2 separate regions of the Homo sapiens genome follow, and region 1 is linked to region 2. The links are chromatin loops, found by intact Hi-C in ENCODE. Cell type or tissue: stomach. All regions are shown on one strand. Each heading gives the region's core, and the rest is flanking DNA. Links, peaks and the distances in the headings are about the cores only.

Evidence for each region. Hi-C counts contacts between places; a loop is a spot of excess contacts. Peaks named below come from ENCODE experiments on the same cell type or tissue, not always from the same donor. Only the 100,000 strongest peaks of a DNase experiment are listed, where the experiment ranks them.
Region 1: a loop joins it to region 2, with 8 times the contacts of the local background. A loop is called at or near these places in 12 of 110 quality-filtered maps.

Annotation. Positions count from the first base shown.
Region 1 is chr16:2,590,691-2,599,108 of GRCh38, forward strand. PDPK1 (3-phosphoinositide dependent protein kinase 1) reads left to right here. Exons shown (of 14, transcript NM_002613.5): 12 at 5,103-5,160; 13 at 6,433-6,585; 14 at 6,961-8,418. The coding sequence ends at 7,077. Among named protein-coding and RNA genes, the nearest start is that of FLJ42627, 44 kb to the right of the region's middle. In stomach, for the core only: no CTCF peak of the experiment used is centred there; no DNase peak of the experiment used is centred there; H3K27ac peaks cover 698 bases.
Region 2 is chr16:2,537,076-2,545,493 of GRCh38, forward strand. It overlaps PDPK1 (3-phosphoinositide dependent protein kinase 1), which reads left to right and starts at 946. Exons shown (of 14, transcript NM_002613.5): 1 at 946-1,061. The coding sequence starts at 1,038. RefSeq lists silencers at 453-762, 873-1,082, 1,093-1,222 and enhancers at 1,341-2,041, 3,105-3,194. In stomach, for the core only: CTCF peaks have their summits at 943 and 3,168 (motif pointing right); a DNase peak (open chromatin) is centred at 786; H3K4me3 peaks cover 3,495 bases; H3K27ac peaks cover 622 bases.

The sequences.
Region 1 (8,418 bases), core at 122-8,121, 54 kb after region 2:
TCAGTGATAACATTGAAACCTTCAAGTGAAAATTGGAATTTTGGAAAACTTTATTCATTACTGTGAGCCTGATACCTTCCCAATAAAAGACTTTTTTTAGCTATGTTTTTTTGTTTGTTTATATTATTTTTTAAAAAGAAAGAGACAAGCTCTCACTATGTTACCCAGGCTGGTCTCGAACTGCTGGGCTGAAGCATTCCTCTCGCTTATGACTTCCCAAAGTGGTGGGATTACAGGCGTGAGCTACTGCACCAGGCCAAAAGTCTTTTTTTTTTTTTTTTTCTGTTTTTGAAACGGAGTCTCATTCTGTCGCCCAGGCTGGAGTGCAGTGGCACAATCTCAGCTCACTGCAACCTCCGCCTCCCAGGTTCAAGCATTTCTCCTGCCTCAGCCTCCCGAGGAGCTGGGATTACAGGCGTGTACCACCACACCCGGCTGAGTTTTGTGTTTATAGTAGAGACGTGGTTTCACCATATTGGTCAGGCTGGTCTCAAACTCCTGACCTCAAGTGATTCACCTGCCTCGGCCTCCCAAAGTGCTGGGATTAGAGGCCAAAAGTCATTTGATACATAGTGATATCCATGAATTGATCTGTGGAAACCGTAGAATGAAATTTGTCAACGTTTGGAAGCTTTACATCATTCAGCCCCCATGTATGACCCTATGAAATCACATGAGGGTAGAAGAGCCCCTAGTGCAGGGTAGATTGATGGTTTTTAGTGTCACGGTGTGTGGAAATGTATTGTTACGAGTCAGATTTCACATTGCAACCGAGCTTTAAGCAGCCACCACCTTCTGAACTGCAGTGTAGTGTCCAAGAAGAATATCCACAAACATCTACACTTATTCTTAGCCAAAAGGCCAGGAAGTGACTCCAGTCTCTAAAAAGGCTGAGTATACTCCTCCCTTTTCTAGCTGTTTATCTGAGTGAGGCTGGGTGTTTGCCGTGTTCTTCCGCCTGAACACAGATCTCAGCAGAGTATGGGCGCAGGTGGATGCGGGGACCCAGCACTCTCCTTATCAGCCGAACAGGAGAGGCCTGTGCAGCGCACAGAGTGGCACACTCTCCTCATTCATTATTTTTGTTTTGGAAAGTAGTTATTTTAAAAATAAAAGTAATGTATGTTAATAGTAATGGGTTTATTGTATTTTAATGAATTAAACATTTGAAAATGTCTCAGTTTTAATTTCCTGCGTAGTACATATCAGTTGATCTGAAAGCTCTTTGGGGTCTTCCACAGAGGTAAAGAGTGTGAGGGGCCATAGGACTGGAAGGTTGGAGAGGAAACCTGGGGCCCGTCCGCCATTGCCACTGGCTCCCGCCCTTACTGGCAGTGAAGCTGAGCCTGCAGAGCCCTCCCGAGGGGTGGAAAAGCCTCCAGCGGGGCTCTGGGTCCTTGCTGGGGCTCTCCTGGGCGTGGCAGGTGCTTTGCCAGTGGCTTTGGGCTTGGATCCTTGACAATGCTCTTTTTGGGGTCTGGGTGAGGGAGGGTGGAGGAGGTGGCAAGAACCTGCGCTTTGGCATCGGGAAAGGGGGTTTTCTATGGTCACCCCTTGTGGATTGCCCTGCATCCTCCTCTGTGCAGAGGTGGGGAGAGGTGTCGCCTGTTTTGAGGGAGCCAAGATGGCGGTGTATGAGAGTGAGGTGCCTCGGGAAAGTCCCGTGTGCATGGCGAGTAGTTAGGTGTGTCTCCAGGTCTTCAGCTCTTGCCCAGCCTCCCAGGGAGGAAAGGGCTCTCAGGGCAGGGGATTTTCTGCAGGAGACAGTAGAAAATCAAGGTGATTGCAGCCTGGCCAACATGGTGAAACCCTGTCTCTACTAAAATTACCAAAAATTAGCTGGGCCTACTGGTGGGTACCTGTAATCCCAGCTACTCAGGAGGCTGAGACAGGAGAATCGCTTGAACCCAGGAGGCAGAGGTTACACTGGGCCAAGATTGTGCCATTGCCCTCCAGACTGGGCAACAGAGCGAGACTCTGTCTTAAAAAAAAAAAAAATCAAGGTGATTCCTGGAAGTGCTCACAGCAAGGAGCTGTTTCTGTCGTGAGCTGGCAGGTGAATCCGCTGCACACACGCTGTGCTCTAGATGCCGCCAGTGGAGCTTTGCCCGCAGTCTCTGTCCATGCACCCTGGGCCACCGGGGAGTGGAATTGTCCATTTCATTGTCTCTCTCAGGGGATGCTGGCGCGGGGGTGGGTGGCGCCTGTCCGTGGGGCCCTTGCCTGCCTCCCCGTGGTGCTGGCGTGTTCTGTCACTGAGCCACTCTGGGGCTTCAGTGTCCCTGGCATGGGTGACACTGCTGGGAGTGCCTCTGGGCTCCTTGCCTGTGGCCTTTTTTTTTCTCAGGATGGATTTCTGGAAGCGAGGCTACTTCTCAGTACTATTTCCGAATCGCTTCCTCAGTGAGTCCTCCCCAGGCTGCAGGTGCCGAGCGGGAGCACCACTCCTGCACGCCCGTGCCTGTGGCATGCCCAGATGATCAGGGTGGAGCGGCCCAGCTCAATGTCTTCATTTAGGGCCATTGAGAGTTTCTTGTGTCACTGAATTCCTCTTCTGGGAATTTTTAGTTTGTGTCATTTTGTTGAGTTTTCTGTTGGGTTCCAAGCCTCTCGTGGCACTGTGAATTTGCTGTGGGGTGCAGCTGATGGCCCATGGCGGCTGTATCTGGAAGTCCTTTCCCGCCCCAGCTGTGGTCCTGGTGGTTTTTTAGGTGGAGGTGGTTTCGTCCTCTTTCCGTGGCTCCCACAGCTCAGTGCTGGGCTGCTGTTCTCGCTCTCAGCCAGGAAGGCGGCCCCTCCCACACAGGTTGCAGGGATGGGCTGCTGTGTTCTTCTGGTTTTTCTCTCCTTCGAGTTGGTATTTTAAACCATGCATCTCATCACCTCTTCTGGCACTTGCTGGCGTGTGGTGAAAGCTGAGGATGGGGAGAGGCCGTGGGGCCCTCTCCGTCCTCATCTGCCTGCAAGAGCTCTGACTGGCCTGGGCTCAAAGGGACCCTGTGCCTCCCACGCTGCCTGCCCCGGTGTAATTTATGATGAATTTTCCTTTGTTGTTCCTCTGCGCTGTTGCCTGGTCACAGGCCTGTCTGTCAGAGTGGCTTCCTGCCGGCTCTGTGGTCCCTCCAGGCATTTCTGTGCTCTATGCTTTCTGTGCTGTGGTGGGTCTTCCTCATCACATGTCCTTTTCAGGAACCTCCTTGATCTGTTTCTCTTTGTTTTAATACCCACATTGTGTGTGTTTGCAGGCGAAGTCCCTGGTGCGAGAGGAGGGCTGCACTTGCCCGCATGCCACACACTCCTCTTGCTTCAGACCCACAGGATGGGATGTGTGTGTGAGGCCAGGCCCTGGGTCCTCCCTCTTGGGGCAGGCCTGGGCACTGATCTGCCCAGGTCTGGGTGGGTCAGATGGTGGGGCTGGGTAAGCCCTGGGGGAAGATGCTGTGCCCCCAACTCGGCCAGTCCGGTCTTCTCACAAGTGCTGTTGGCCCTGTGTGCAGCCAGGCAGGCGTGTGGATGTGCTCAGATATTGATTTGATCATCTTATGCCTTCTTCAAATATAAAACATATTATTGGCCGGGGGTGGTGGCTCATGCCTGTAATCCCAGCACTTTGGGAGGCCTAGGTGGGTGGATCACAAGGTCAGGAGATTGAGACCATCCTGGCTAACATAGTGAAACCCCATCTCTGCTAAAAATACAAAAAATTAGCTGGGCGTGGTGGTGCGCACCTGTAGTCCCAGCTACTTGGGAGGCTGAGGCAGGAGCATCAATCACTTGAATCCGGGAGGCAGAGGTTGCAGTGAGCCAGGATGGCACACCACTGCACTCCAGCCTGGGCGACAGAGCGAGACTCTGTCTCAAAAAAACCAAACAAACAAACAAACTGCATATTATTTCTATAGTAGAACCTCAGATCAGGAATTTCCGTAAGATCAGATAGAACACAAACCAGTAACTGTTAGCTTTAACCACATGAGGTAAACTGCAGACATTAAAATAGTATCTTGGGGCCGGGCGCGGTATCTGATGCCTGTAATCCCAGCCCTTTGGGAGGCCGAGGCAGGCGGATCACTTGAGGTCAGGAATTCGAGATCAGCCTGGCCAACAGGGTGAAACCCCATCTCTACTAAAAATACAAAAAAATTAGCCTGGCGGGCACAGTGGCTCACGCCTATAATCCCAGCACTTTGGGAGGCCGAGGCGGGTGGATCACAAGGTCAGGAGATCGAGACCATCCTGGCTAACACGGTGAAACCCCGTCTCTACTAAAGATACAAAAAAAATTAGCTGGGCATGGTGGTGTATGCCAGTGGTCCCAGCTATTCGGGAGGCTGAGGTGGGAAAATGGCTTGAGCGCAGGAGATTGAGGCTACAGTGAGCTATGGTGGCGCCACTGCTCTCCAGCCTGGGTGACGGAGCAAGACTTTGTCTCTAAAAACAAAAATCTCTTGAACTTTTAGGAATCAAAAGTGACGTGTGCTTGCTAATAATGTATATTAAATTAAAGCCTCTATGTGAATCTTGCTCTTTGAATTTCTGCCGTCTCTGAATAAAAGTGTTTTACTATGATGGAAAAACCAGAGGAGATGTTCTTACGTCCAACTTGGGTCTGTCAGAGCTTTGTGATTATAAACGGCTCTGTGGATCCTGAGCACTGAATCAGGGGCCCCAGCTTGTGGGGTAACTTGAGGGCGATCATCTCATCCAGTTGTTGACTCCGCGGGCAGCCACCTTTCGGGAGGCAGTTCTGCGCCTCACCACAGCTTTGTTAAGGCAGCAATGACCTGTGTCACCTGCCCGTTTCTACAGCACGGTCCTCCCCCACCTTTTCCCCGCTGTGTGGATGTCACTGGCAGTGAGGGGGCAACAGGCACTGTGTCTGGTATCTGCAGGCTCCGTTGCAAATACGGATTAAGGCTCTCTGCGTGGCAGTGCTGTATGTGCTGGGTTACATGTGGCGAACGTTCTCTGCTCATCCCAAAGTGAGGCTGGCTCTGTGAGGGGCAGGCCGAGGCTATGGGGAGTTCGTGTGGCAGGAGGAGCGTGGAGAATTTCTGTTTGTGATTGTCATGGGAGCATCTCTTTCTTGTTTCTTTCCACAGGCACCAGTTTGTAGAAAATAATTTAATACTAAAGATGGGCCCAGTGGATAAGCGGAAGGTGAGTGGTCAGTGGTCCCGCTGCTCCGCACGGACACCTGCATCTTCCCCGACTCCAGCTTAGGGGAGGGCAGCTTGGTGGCGTGGAATCCTTCCATCTCTTGATTTTCATCAGACATCATCTCTAGATTTCATAGCTCGGGAAGGCTTAAGTCCCTTGAGAGAAGCCATGTGGAGCCACACGCGTAGGCGGTTAGGGCAGTGCAGAAGCAACCGCCCACACTCCTGGGAGCCTGGGGCTGCCTGTTTTGAGGTTTCCGTCAAGTTGAAGAGGCCACATGTGATATCTTAGCCAGTGGTCTAATATTTCTTTAGAAGTGTTTCAAAACCATTTAAGGGTTGTTCTTTATTTTTTTCTTTGAGATGGAGTCTTGCTCTGTCCCCCAGGCTAGAGTGCAGTGGCGCGATCTCGGCTCACTGCAAGCTCCGCCTCCCAGGTTCACACCATTCTCCTGCCTCAGCCTCCTGAGTAGCTGGGACCACAGGCGCCCGCCACCATGCCCGGCTAATCTTTTTTTGTATTTTTAGTAGAGACGGGGTTTCACCGTGTTAGCCAGGATGGTCTTGATCTCCTGACCTCGTGATCCACCCGTCTCAGCCTTCCAAAGTGCTGGGATTACAGGCGTGAGCCACGGCGCCCGGCCGGGTTGTTCTTTATTTTATGGATTAAATGGATCCAGCACTTAGCAAGTGGTCTGTATGGAGCCAGGCAAGTGTGTGGATGTGCTCAGGTATTTATTTGGTCATCTTGTACCTTTTTCAAATATAAATCATATTACTTCTACAGTAGAACGTCAGATCAGGAATTTCAGTATGATTAGACAGAACACAAACCAGTAACTGTTAGCTTTAACCCTTGGTTAGAAAATATTCAGCTCCAGGTGCTCACGGGGCCACTTCCAAGCGCAGGCTCCTGGCCTCTGTTCCTGGCCGTATGTCCTCCGCAGGCAAGGATCTCGGTGCAGGTGGGTGGAGGCCGGCTACCGAGAGCAGGCTTCTGTCCCAGGCAGAGCAGAGGGGCCAGGGGAGCCATGGGCCCGATCTGGATGGGCTGTCTGCGCCATCTCAGCAGCAGAGGCCTGTGCTGCATCCCCTGTGACCTTAGAAACTGGGCCTGGTGGGGCAGGAAGTCCCCTGCCCCTGGGTGAGTGCACAGGTGGTGGTGGTGGCCCTGTGTCCTGAGCAGCTCCGAGGGGCCGCCCAGCCCTCTAGGCTCCAGGAGATGCCGTCAGCACTGGCCTCTGAGGCCTGTTGTTTTGTGTTTTGGCGTCAGGGTTTATTTGCAAGACGACGACAGCTGTTGCTCACAGAAGGACCACATTTATATTATGTGGATCCTGTCAACAAAGTTCTGAAAGGTGAAATTCCTTGGTCACAAGAACTTCGACCAGAGGCCAAGAATTTTAAAACTTTCTTTGTCCACACGGTGAGTCTGTTCCCAGGGATTTCTGTGTGCAGGGTAATGGGAGGGCTTTGCACCACGTGGGAAGCAGCCACAGGCCTTGGCCAGAGGGAGCAGCGGGGATCGGGGCAGCTGCCTCGCCCTTTCCGACATCCCAGACGCCCACACTAGTGGCTCAGTCCTGAGGGGGCAGGGGACACCCTGTGCTTGTTTTTCAGTTTGGTGGTGACTGGGGGTGGTGGTCATCAGCCTGTGTAGTTGCTTACTGCTTGTGTGAATAACCGTCACACCCACGTGCTTTCAGGACTCGGAATGGCTGGTCGCAGGCAGCTCACCAGGTTGGGGTGGGGGTTTTGGTGGGACTCCCTGGAGAACACTAAACGGCTTCTGTCTTCGCAGCCTAACAGGACGTATTATCTGATGGACCCCAGCGGGAACGCACACAAGTGGTGCAGGAAGATCCAGGAGGTTTGGAGGCAGCGATACCAGAGCCACCCGGACGCCGCTGTGCAGTGACGTGGCCTGCGGCCGGGCTGCCCTTCGCTGCCAGGACACCTGCCCCAGCGCGGCTTGGCCGCCATCCGGGACGCTTCCAGACCACCTGCCAGCCATCACAAGGGGAACGCAGAGGCGGAAACCTTGCAGCATTTTTATTTAAAAGAAAAGAAGAAAAAAAACACCCAACCACACAAAGAACAAAACCAGTAACAAACACAAAGGAATTCAGGGTCGCTTTGCTTGCTCTCTGTGCTCCGTGGAGGCCTCCGTGTGCCCTCGTTGCCGTGGGGACCCAGCTCCATGCACGTCAACCCAGTCCCGCCCAGACTAGTGGACAGACCTGGTGTCACCAGTTTTTCCTAGCATCAGTCCGAACCATGCGCCCGCCCTGCCCCAACTGTGTGCTGGTCCTGCTGTGGCCGAGGGGACCGGGTGTGTTTGGCTCTTTATGCCCCTCCCGCTGTGGTCCTGGAACTCTTCACCAGGGAGGGAGCCCTGCGGGGGCCGCAGCTTTGTGGAGGGAGCCGCCGTGCTTCTGTCACCTGCTCCCTTTCTTGCGTCTCCCTGTGATGGGCCCTTAGGCCTGGCTGGGCCCATTACATATCCCTGTGGTGGCTCTGGTGGCAGCTTTCTGTGGCCCCTGCTGTGTTGGCAGGCAGGTTTGCGTGGTGAGGAGCGGGAGGGGTTGGAGTGGTGCGGGAGCAGGCTGCCGAGTGGAGGGTGCCATCGAGGGCTCCGGATCCCTTATCCTACTTAGCAGTGTTGGTCTCTGGGGCTGGAAGCCGAGCGCATGCTGGGAGCGGTACTGTCAGAAGTGAGCCCAGTTAGTACCCCGCTGGCTCACTGCACGAGAGAGTCCTGCCCCGAGCCCTAGGTGGGGCCAGGAGGTGCCTTGGAGAAGCCAGCCAGAGCAGAGAGGGCTGCTGACTTCCGTGTGGAGCAGAGAGGCCTGAGGGCCTCCTAAAAGGTTTAAATGTCCACGCCTCTCCAGTTGCTGAAGTAGGGTCTGAGAGAACCCTGGCATCAGCAGACCCAGGGTGCTTCTGTCTCCTGCAGACCACGCCAGGGAGTGCAGACACCACCGTCACACACGCCCCTTTTGTGTTTTGGTTCAAGTTTCTCAGAGCCCCTCAGAGCTTCTACATCTGTGCATCAGAAATCTCACAGCCTTCTCATGCTGCCGGCTCATCTGGGCCCATAGAGTGGGCTTTGCCAGTTGCTGTTGCACAGGAGGCGAGAACAGCACACTTCAACCCCAGCTTGCTGGTCGGCTTTCCTCTAGAGAGAGCCGGTTTTGGGGCCATTTCCCTTTGATGCTTTGGTGGCCTTGCCCCGCTCTGCAGCACAGACAGGCCAGAT
Region 2 (8,418 bases), core at 101-8,100:
AGGCGGAGACAGACAGATCACTGGAGTTGGAGACCAGCCCCTGGCCAACATGGTGAAACCCTGTCTCTACAAAAAAATACAAACATTTGCCTGTGTGTGGTGGCACATGCCTGTAGTCCCAGCTACTCGGGAGGCTGAGGCAGGAGAATCGCTTCAACCCGGGAGGCGGAGGTTGCAGTGAGCAGAGATCGAGCCACTGCACTCCAGCCTGGGCAACAGAGCAAATTTCCATCTCAAAAAAACCAAAAACCCAAAACAAAAAAACACAAAAAAACATTATCGACATTAACAACTACAAGGCGCCCGGCTAATTGTATATTTTTAGTAGAGACAGGGTTTCTCCATGTTGGCAGGCTGGCCTCGAACTCCTCACCTCAAGTGATCCGCCCGCCTCGACCTCCGCCTCCCAAAGTGAGCCACCGTGCCCGGCCGTGAATGTGACTTGATAGCCCAGATTTCCTTCCGTGAACGCTTGTTAGTTGTGAAACTAGCAAAGTTGCGCCTCTGAGTTTACGCAGAGCCGGCTCCGGAATCCGAGTTCCGGGTTCGAGCACAGCTCCGCCGCTACCTCGGGCGTGACCTTGGCCGGAGCCTGGTCCCCTCTGAGCCTCAGTTTCCCGGTCTGGGATGCCGGAATGACAGCTCGCCCCCTGCCCCGCCCAGCCCCGCCCAGCCCCGCCCCGCAGGCCCTGGGATTGGTTCGCGCGAGGTCCCCCTCCCCAGGCGGGGTCGGGCCTCTCCCGCCCGCCAGGCCCCAACCCGGAAATGCAGCTGGAGCGGAGGCGGAGCCCACTAAGGCCGCGGCGGAGCGACGATGGGCGCGGCCAATGGGCGCGGGCGTCGGCTGCGGCGCGACGGAAGTCCTGCCCGGCGCCGCGCGGGGGCGGGGCGGCGCCGGGGGCGGGGGGCGGCGGGCGACGGGGCGGGCGCAGGATGAGGGCGGCCATTGCTGGGGCTCCGCTTCGGGGAGGAGGACGCTGAGGAGGCGCCGAGCCGCGCAGCGCTGCGGGGGAGGCGCCCGCGCCGACGCGGGGCCCATGGCCAGGACCACCAGCCAGCTGGTGAGCGCGCGGCGGCGGACTGGACGCGCCGGTTTGTTACCCTGCCGGGTCCGGCGGCCGCCCGGGTCCGGCGAGGCGGGGCGGCCCGGGGTCCCGAGGGCCGGGTGCCTCCTTACCTGCAGCCGGGCGGCCGGGCCGGGGATGGCGGGCGCCGGCCGAGGGCGCTGCTTGGCTGCGGCGGGGAGACCGGGCCTGGGTTGCGGCGGGCGGCGGCCTGGCCGGGGGCGCTGACAGACGCGCGGAGGGCGGGGGAGGCCGGGAGGTGTCACCCGGCCCAGCGGGGTGGAAGTGCCTGGAAAGTTTGTTTTCGGCTTGGCGCAGCCTGGAGCCGAGCCTCCAGGGTTACCTTTCGGTTCTGTCTGTAGAGGAACCGCCCTGGGCTTCCACCTGGAACGGGGTCCTTGGCGCCTCCGCCTGCGAGAGAAGCAGAAGGTGCAAGTTCTTGCTGAAAGCACCTGATGCTCCTGGGCCCCCTTTTCCAGATTCTTGATGACAGTGGTCGGGAAAACTCGCCTTTCACGGCCCGGCCAAGGGGCATTTGGGTGCTTTTGCTGCCCGTGGCTGTGCTCAGCGTTGTGGGAAGCCCCTGGGAGGCCGAATGTGCAGGATCACCGAGGGGAAAGTGAGCTTGACAGGTAGGAGGGATTTTAGGGGAAGGACCAAAACAAACCACTTGTTGGGTGAAATGTTTTGCTAAAAGTGTCGCTGGTGTTTCTATATTTTCTCTCTATCGCTAAAAGTATCCCTCGTGTTTTTATGTTTTCCATATGCTAAGTTCTACAGTCTGGGGACGACGGTTTAAAAATTTATGCCTTGTATGCGATGTGCAGTGGGTGATGGAAGAACGTCTACATGGCTTTAACATTTGATTTAAAAGGCAAATATTTTAAATGAAGGAAAACCCAAGAAATTTAATTGATCCCGTGTCTTCCAGGATGCGGCTTTTTTTTTTTTTTTTTTTTGATGGAGTCTCCCTCTCGACGCGCAGGCTGGAGTGCAGTGATGCGATCTCAGCTCACTGCAACCTCCATCTCCCGGGTTCAAGCGATTCTCCTGCCACAGCCTCCTGAGTAGCTGGGATTACAGGCGTATGCCACCATGCCCGGCTAATTTTTGTATTTTTAGTAGAGAAGGTGTTTCGCCATGTTGGCCAGGCTGGTCTGGAACTCCTGACCTCAAGTGATCTGCCCGCCTCGTCCTCCCAAAGTGCTAGGATTACAGGCGTGAGCCACCACGCCCGGCAGATGTGGCTTTTTGATAGGCGTTCTTGATCTTTTTTTTTGTGGGGCGGGGAGTGGGGGGTTGTGAGTCTGTTTGAGAACCTGAGGAAAGGTATGGGCCCTCTTCTGAGAAAAAGGCAGAGTGACGCTGAATTTTGTAACTACGTCAGGAGGCTCTTGAACTTTCTGCAGCTCACTCGTGGACTTTGTAGAGATGCGTGTTAAGGAAGAAGGTTCAGCTGAGAAAAATGTTGAAGGGATGCCTTTCGCTATTTCGACATGTGTGGCTGTACACCAGAGTGGCCCGGGTAACATAAAAACATGAATTAGGCGGATTGGCCAGGCTCAGTGGAGGCTGGGGCCGAGAGTTATGTCGAAGTTTGTGAGGTTAACCTGCACCCAGTGACAGTCATGGCGAAATTTGTGAGGTTAACTCGCACCCAGTAACGCTGTTCCAATGCAAGGTGTGTATTTGGTGTCATCCACGGGAAGAGGAAAGAGCAAATTTTCTCATGGCCTTGGCAGTTCCACATGATGGACATTTCATATCTGCAGTTTTCTTCGCATGAGATGGCTTTTTTGCACAAAAACACTGGAATCCAGTGAGCAAGAATGATAGAATGCAAGATGGATTTCCACATGAGGAAGTGTCACGAACGAGCGTTTTGCATCTGTCAGCTGGATTCCCCCATGTGTACGTATGTGAGAACATGCCGTGTTTCCTGTCTGTAATGGTAGAGGCAGCCCTGATCCTGGATTTTCACCTGAGGATGGATAGATCTTCAGGGTTCAAGTGGGTTTGCATCTGGACTTTAGGGTGGCCCTGTAGGCCCTGTGTGAGAAGCCCCCTTCCCAGTGAACTTTCCCTTGTGTGTCCGCGTGGACAGCCAACAGGGGGAGCAGTGCGAGCGTGAAGGCAGACAGTGGCCTGGCCCAGTCTGATGCTAAGTGGGCCAGAGGCAGTGAGTACCATTTCTTGATCTGACTACTCAAGACAGGCGCTTCCCTAGGTACTTTCACACCTCATTGCGAGGTAGGTGTTGTTCCCATTTTACGGGTGCAGAAGCTGAGCTGCAGAGGCGTTAGGTACCTGCCTCATAAGTGGTAGAGACTCCAGTGTCACCCTGCCCCTCACGTTCGGAGCCCCTGAGGGAGGGTCTGCCGGGCAGCTCAGCCCAGCACTCTGTAAGGAAATCTTCAGTGCCACTGCCCAGGATGTCTTCCCAGGGATTGGGCCTGAATGTCTTGACCATGCCGTGCTGGAGGTAGGAGGGGTGTCTTCATATGGAAGAACTGTACATATTTCTTTGGCAGATGGCTGAACTCTGTGACCCCGGGGCCTGTTTCAGCCTCCTGCTGTCAGAAAGCAGCTGTTTGGGAAGAGGCTGTGATTCGGCCTTGTTTGAGGGCCGATACTCTGAATGGGTGAGGCTTGAAATCCTCCCTTTGGAACAAAGAAACATGTAATGATTTTGCTGAAGGTAGAATTGGGGGACTAGGCAGAGTGGCCTCCTGCCCTCCCTAGGGTGGTTCTGTCTTTTGCAAAGGTGGCTGCATCCTTAGGGGAAGGTGAGGGGAGAAGCAGGGAGCATGGAGAGAAGTGGCTTTCGATTTTCTCTCTCCTTTTGGGGAGTTCCTCCTTATGTGGCTGGTCTGGTGCATAGTGTGATGTATTCCTGTACGCAACGTTGCCCTGACAGCCAGTCCAAGCTGAGTCTAGAGCTGGCAAGGTGAGCTCCCAGTGGTAAGAGGGAAGTGGTTTGTTCTGCTTTTCTGAGATGTGTTCTTATGAGAAGGATCCAGCAGCAGCCTGCAGAGATGTGGGGCCTGAAAAGAGGCCTTGGGCAGCTCTTCTTGACAGGTCTTGGCCCTCTAGACTGCCTTCAGCACAGTTTTGGGGAGAAACAGGGAGTGTTCCTTTTTCAGTCTATGCACTCATCCCCTGAGCCGCCTGACCCAGGGTTTAGATGCTCCAGGGCAGCTGATTGACACCGGTGGGAGACGGAGTCTGGCAAGCAGGTGATGAACTGGGAAGCGCTGCAGAAATGAGGGGGCAAGCGTGGCCAGTCCCTTCTGAGAGGATGTGTTTGGAAGAGAGTGGGCACTGGCGTGGCACTTTCCCCTTCTGAGGAAATGGACAGGATGCCACGTGGTGCTGCAGTTCTGTGTGGGGCAGGTTGTGGCTGCAGAGAAGCCCTGGGTGCAGAAACAGTCCCCCAAGCAGGTGCGAGGGCCAGGGTGCTCTATGCTGCTCCACACCTGCTGTGCGATGACATGTGGCCACTGGGCTGCCCAGCACAGTTGTTTAGAAAGCAGGTTCAAAGGGCAGTGTGCTGGGAGGAAGTGCTGCTGTGGAAACTGCAAGTTTTGGACATGAGTTGCTCAGGTCTTTTCAGCCGTGCATTCTTCTACAGCAGAATTGCATTATTCACTTGCTCAGTGTGATACCATGTCCTTTAAAAAATTATTTGAATATTGAGAACAGGTTGTATGTTCCGTCTCTAGCTGCTAGATCACAGGCAGGGCACATCTTCTCAAAGAGTAACAAGGCATGGGTTGTGTGTGTTCTCTTCTCTTAGTGAGGAGAAAGGCCTGTTTGGGTTCATGATGATTGTTGGGGTCTCTTTTCTGTACCTGATGTTGGTTGCACAAAGTCCGTTTCCATTCTCTTAGTCTAGACAATTTTCCTGATATTTAAACTGGAATTTTTGCTCCAAGAAATTCCAGGTCATTTAGAATGTGTTAAGATTGAGTTTCTGGGCTACACATCCCTTATAAGAGCACCTGATTCTGGTTTCTGTTTGTTTATTTATTTATTTTTTCGAGACAGTCTCGTTCTGTCACGCAGGCTGGAGTACAGTGGCATGATTTTGGCTCACTGCAACCTCCGCCTCATGGGTTCAAGTGATTCTCGTGCCTCAGGCTCCCAAGTAGCTGGGATTACAGGTGCGCACCACCTACATTATTTATTTATTTAATTTATTTATTGAGATGAGGTCTCACTATGTTGCCCAGGCTACTCAAACTTCTGGTCTCAAGGGATCCTCCCGCCTCGGCCTCCCAAAGTGCTGGGATTACAGGCATGAGCCGCCGCACCCAGCCTGGTTTCTGTTTAAAGAGTTGGATTATACAGGGACCCACAGAATTGGGAACTGACAGTACTGTAGAGCCTGTGTATGAAAAAGATGGACAAGCCTGACATTAGCAGCTCACTGTTGAGCACACGGCCCCCTGCAGAATAAACAAGTGTGTGGTTTCCATCTGATGAAGGTGGGCATGTAGTTCCTGGACAGTCCAGTGACTTCCGTCATTCCACAGACAAGATCAGATGCCCTCTCTACCAGCCACCGTGCTGGGACCGGCCCAATCTGTGTTTCAAGTCAGCTTGTAGCACGCAGGGATTCGAAATATTTAAAGATGAGGTTTGAAGGTAGGTCTGGAGACCAAGGACGTTAGTTCTGGAGGTCCCCGTCTCCTGCGTGTTTGCGGAGCTGGTGACAGTGCCCTCTCCCCGTGCTGGAGAGGGCTGAGGAGAGGCTGTGTGTCTCAGCAGGATGCCAGTCAGGATTCTTCTGGCTATGGGCTTATTTTTTGCAATAAATTCATCGTTAAAGTCCCATTCTTTAACCTGTTTTTTCCCTTTTGGAATTAATTCGACTGCAGTAGGAAGGGGTTGTAGCTGAAAGTGACCGCTGTGCATTGAATGCCATCAGAAAAGGCTGATGAGATTTGCAGGGAAGACTTGAAGCCTCACTGAAATGCGCCTGGCGTGTGTTGACCTTTGCAGTGGAACATGTGGGAAAGGGGCCCGCACTCACTTTTCAGTTCTGCCTCGGTGATTCCAGGAGCCCCGGGGTTGGGAGCGGGGACAGGACCTTGCTCCTGAGTCTTAGGTGTGGTGTCTCTCGCCCCTTGCTGCATTGGCGGGACCCTCGGTGCCGCGGCCTCAGTTGCAGGGCGGCCAGGGCTGCTCCGTGAAGGAGGCGCTCACTCCATGGAGCTGCAGGACGCTGCATTCTCCTCACTCTGGCCATTGCCGCTGTCCTTCCTGCTTCCCCTTTTCTGGTGAGGGAGGGCTCCAAGGACTTGCTGGCTGGTCCCCAGATGCCAGCACTCCTGCATCTTCCCCTCCTCTCCTGGCCTGTCACTTTGTTCCTCCTCTGTGAGGGGCCCAGGCTCGGATGCCCGGCCACGGCCTCTCTTTCCAGCCTGTGCGGCCCAGGTGGGTCCAGGATGTTCCCTGCTGCCCTGTTCTCAGCAGTTCTTGTCTTCTTCAGGCTTTTCCTCCTTGCCTAGAGAAATTTCCCTACATGGAAACCCCTGTGGCTGTACAGTCTTTTCTGACCAGTCTGCTGGGTTTTTTGTTATTTGTTTTTTGTTTTTGAGACAGAATCTTGCTCTGTCGCCCAGGCTGGAGTGCAGTGGCACGATCTCGGCTCACCGCAACCTCCGTCTTTCAGGTTGAAGCAATTCTCCTACTTCAGCCTCCTGAGTAGCTGGGATTACAGGCACGTGCCACCGCACCCGGCTAATTTTTTTTTTTTTTTTTTGTAATTTTAGTAGAGACCGGGTTTTGCCATGTTGGCCAGGCTGGTCTCGAGCTCCTGACCTCAGGTGATCCGCCCACCTCGGCCCCCCAAAGTGGTGGGATTACAGGCGTGAGCCACCGTGCCCGGCCTGCTTTACTATATTCTTTAGGGAATCATGACAATAAAAAAAAGTCTGTGCATGTTCAGTACAGATGCAATTTCTTGTTTTTCTAATATTTTCTATCCACTGTTGGTTGAATCCATGCATGTGGAGTCAACCTATGGTTGGGGATGGCAGACTGTATGTACTCTCCTGATAGGTGGTTACAAAGTGTTTCTACCTGAAGAGACCTGGTTGCAAAGCAGCATGCCCAGTATAACTTTCCTCAGGCCCAGGGAAAAGCTTGGAGGGAGGTTCCCACAGAAATATTAGCAGTGGTTTCCTGGGCCAGTGGGATGAGGACCACACATTGAGCTAGCAGTGGAGAAACAGTGGTGAATAAGGTAGGTCTGGCTCTGTCTCCTGGAACTTACTGGACTGAGGATGAACCTTTCTCCACTAATTTTTGTTCTGAAAAATTTCAAAACCGAAGAATAGTTGAAAGCATAGTACAATGAATATCCCTAGCCTTTTCACCTGGATTCTACCAGTTGTTAACCTTTTCCATATTTGCTTGTATACATTACCCCCTCACCTCCCCCAAATTTTTTTTTTTGAGACGGAGTCTCGCTCTGTCGCCCAAGTTGGAGTGCAGTGGCGCGATCTCGGCTCACTGCAAGCTCCGCCTCCTGGGTTCACACCATTCTCCTGCCTCAGCCTCCCAAGTAGCTGGGACCACAGGCGCCTGCCACCATGCCCGGCTAATTTTTTTGTATTTTTAGTAGAGACGGGGTTTCACCCTGTTAGCTAGGATGGAATTGATCTCCTGACCTCGTGATCCGCCCACCTCGGCCTCCCAAAGTGCTGGGATTTACAGGCATGAGCCACCACACCTGGCCCAAAATTTTTTTCTATTATTTTTATTATTTGAAAGTAAGTCACACACATGATAGCATTTCACCCCAGAATCCTTCTCCAGATGCCTTCTGAGCTCAGAAGCTGTCACCTGTACAACCTCTTCATCATCACATCCGAGATAGCATTAACATTGCATTTTTTTTTTTTTTTTGAGATGGAATCTCGTGCTGTTGCCCAGGCTGGAGTGCAGTAGTGCGATCTTGGCTCACTGCAACCTCCGCCTTCTGGGTTCAAGTGATTCTCCTGCCTCTGCCTCCCAAGTAGCTGGGACTTACAGGTGTGTACCACCAGTCGTGGCTAATTTTTGCATTTTTAGTAGAGGTGGAATTTTATTGTAACGTGGCATTTTCTAATGCAAAGGTGACGTGCAGCCTTCCTCAGTGGTCACCTGTCCTCCTCAAAGCTCTTTCTTGTTCTTCTTTCTTTCTCTCTCTTTTTTTTTTTTAGAGACAGAGTTTTGCTCTGTTGCCCAAACTAGAATGCAGTGGCATGATCATAGCTCACTGCAGCCTTGAACTCCCTTGGGCTCAAGCCATCCTCCAGCCTTAGCCTCCTGAGTAGCTGGGACTATAGGCCTGTGCCACCACACC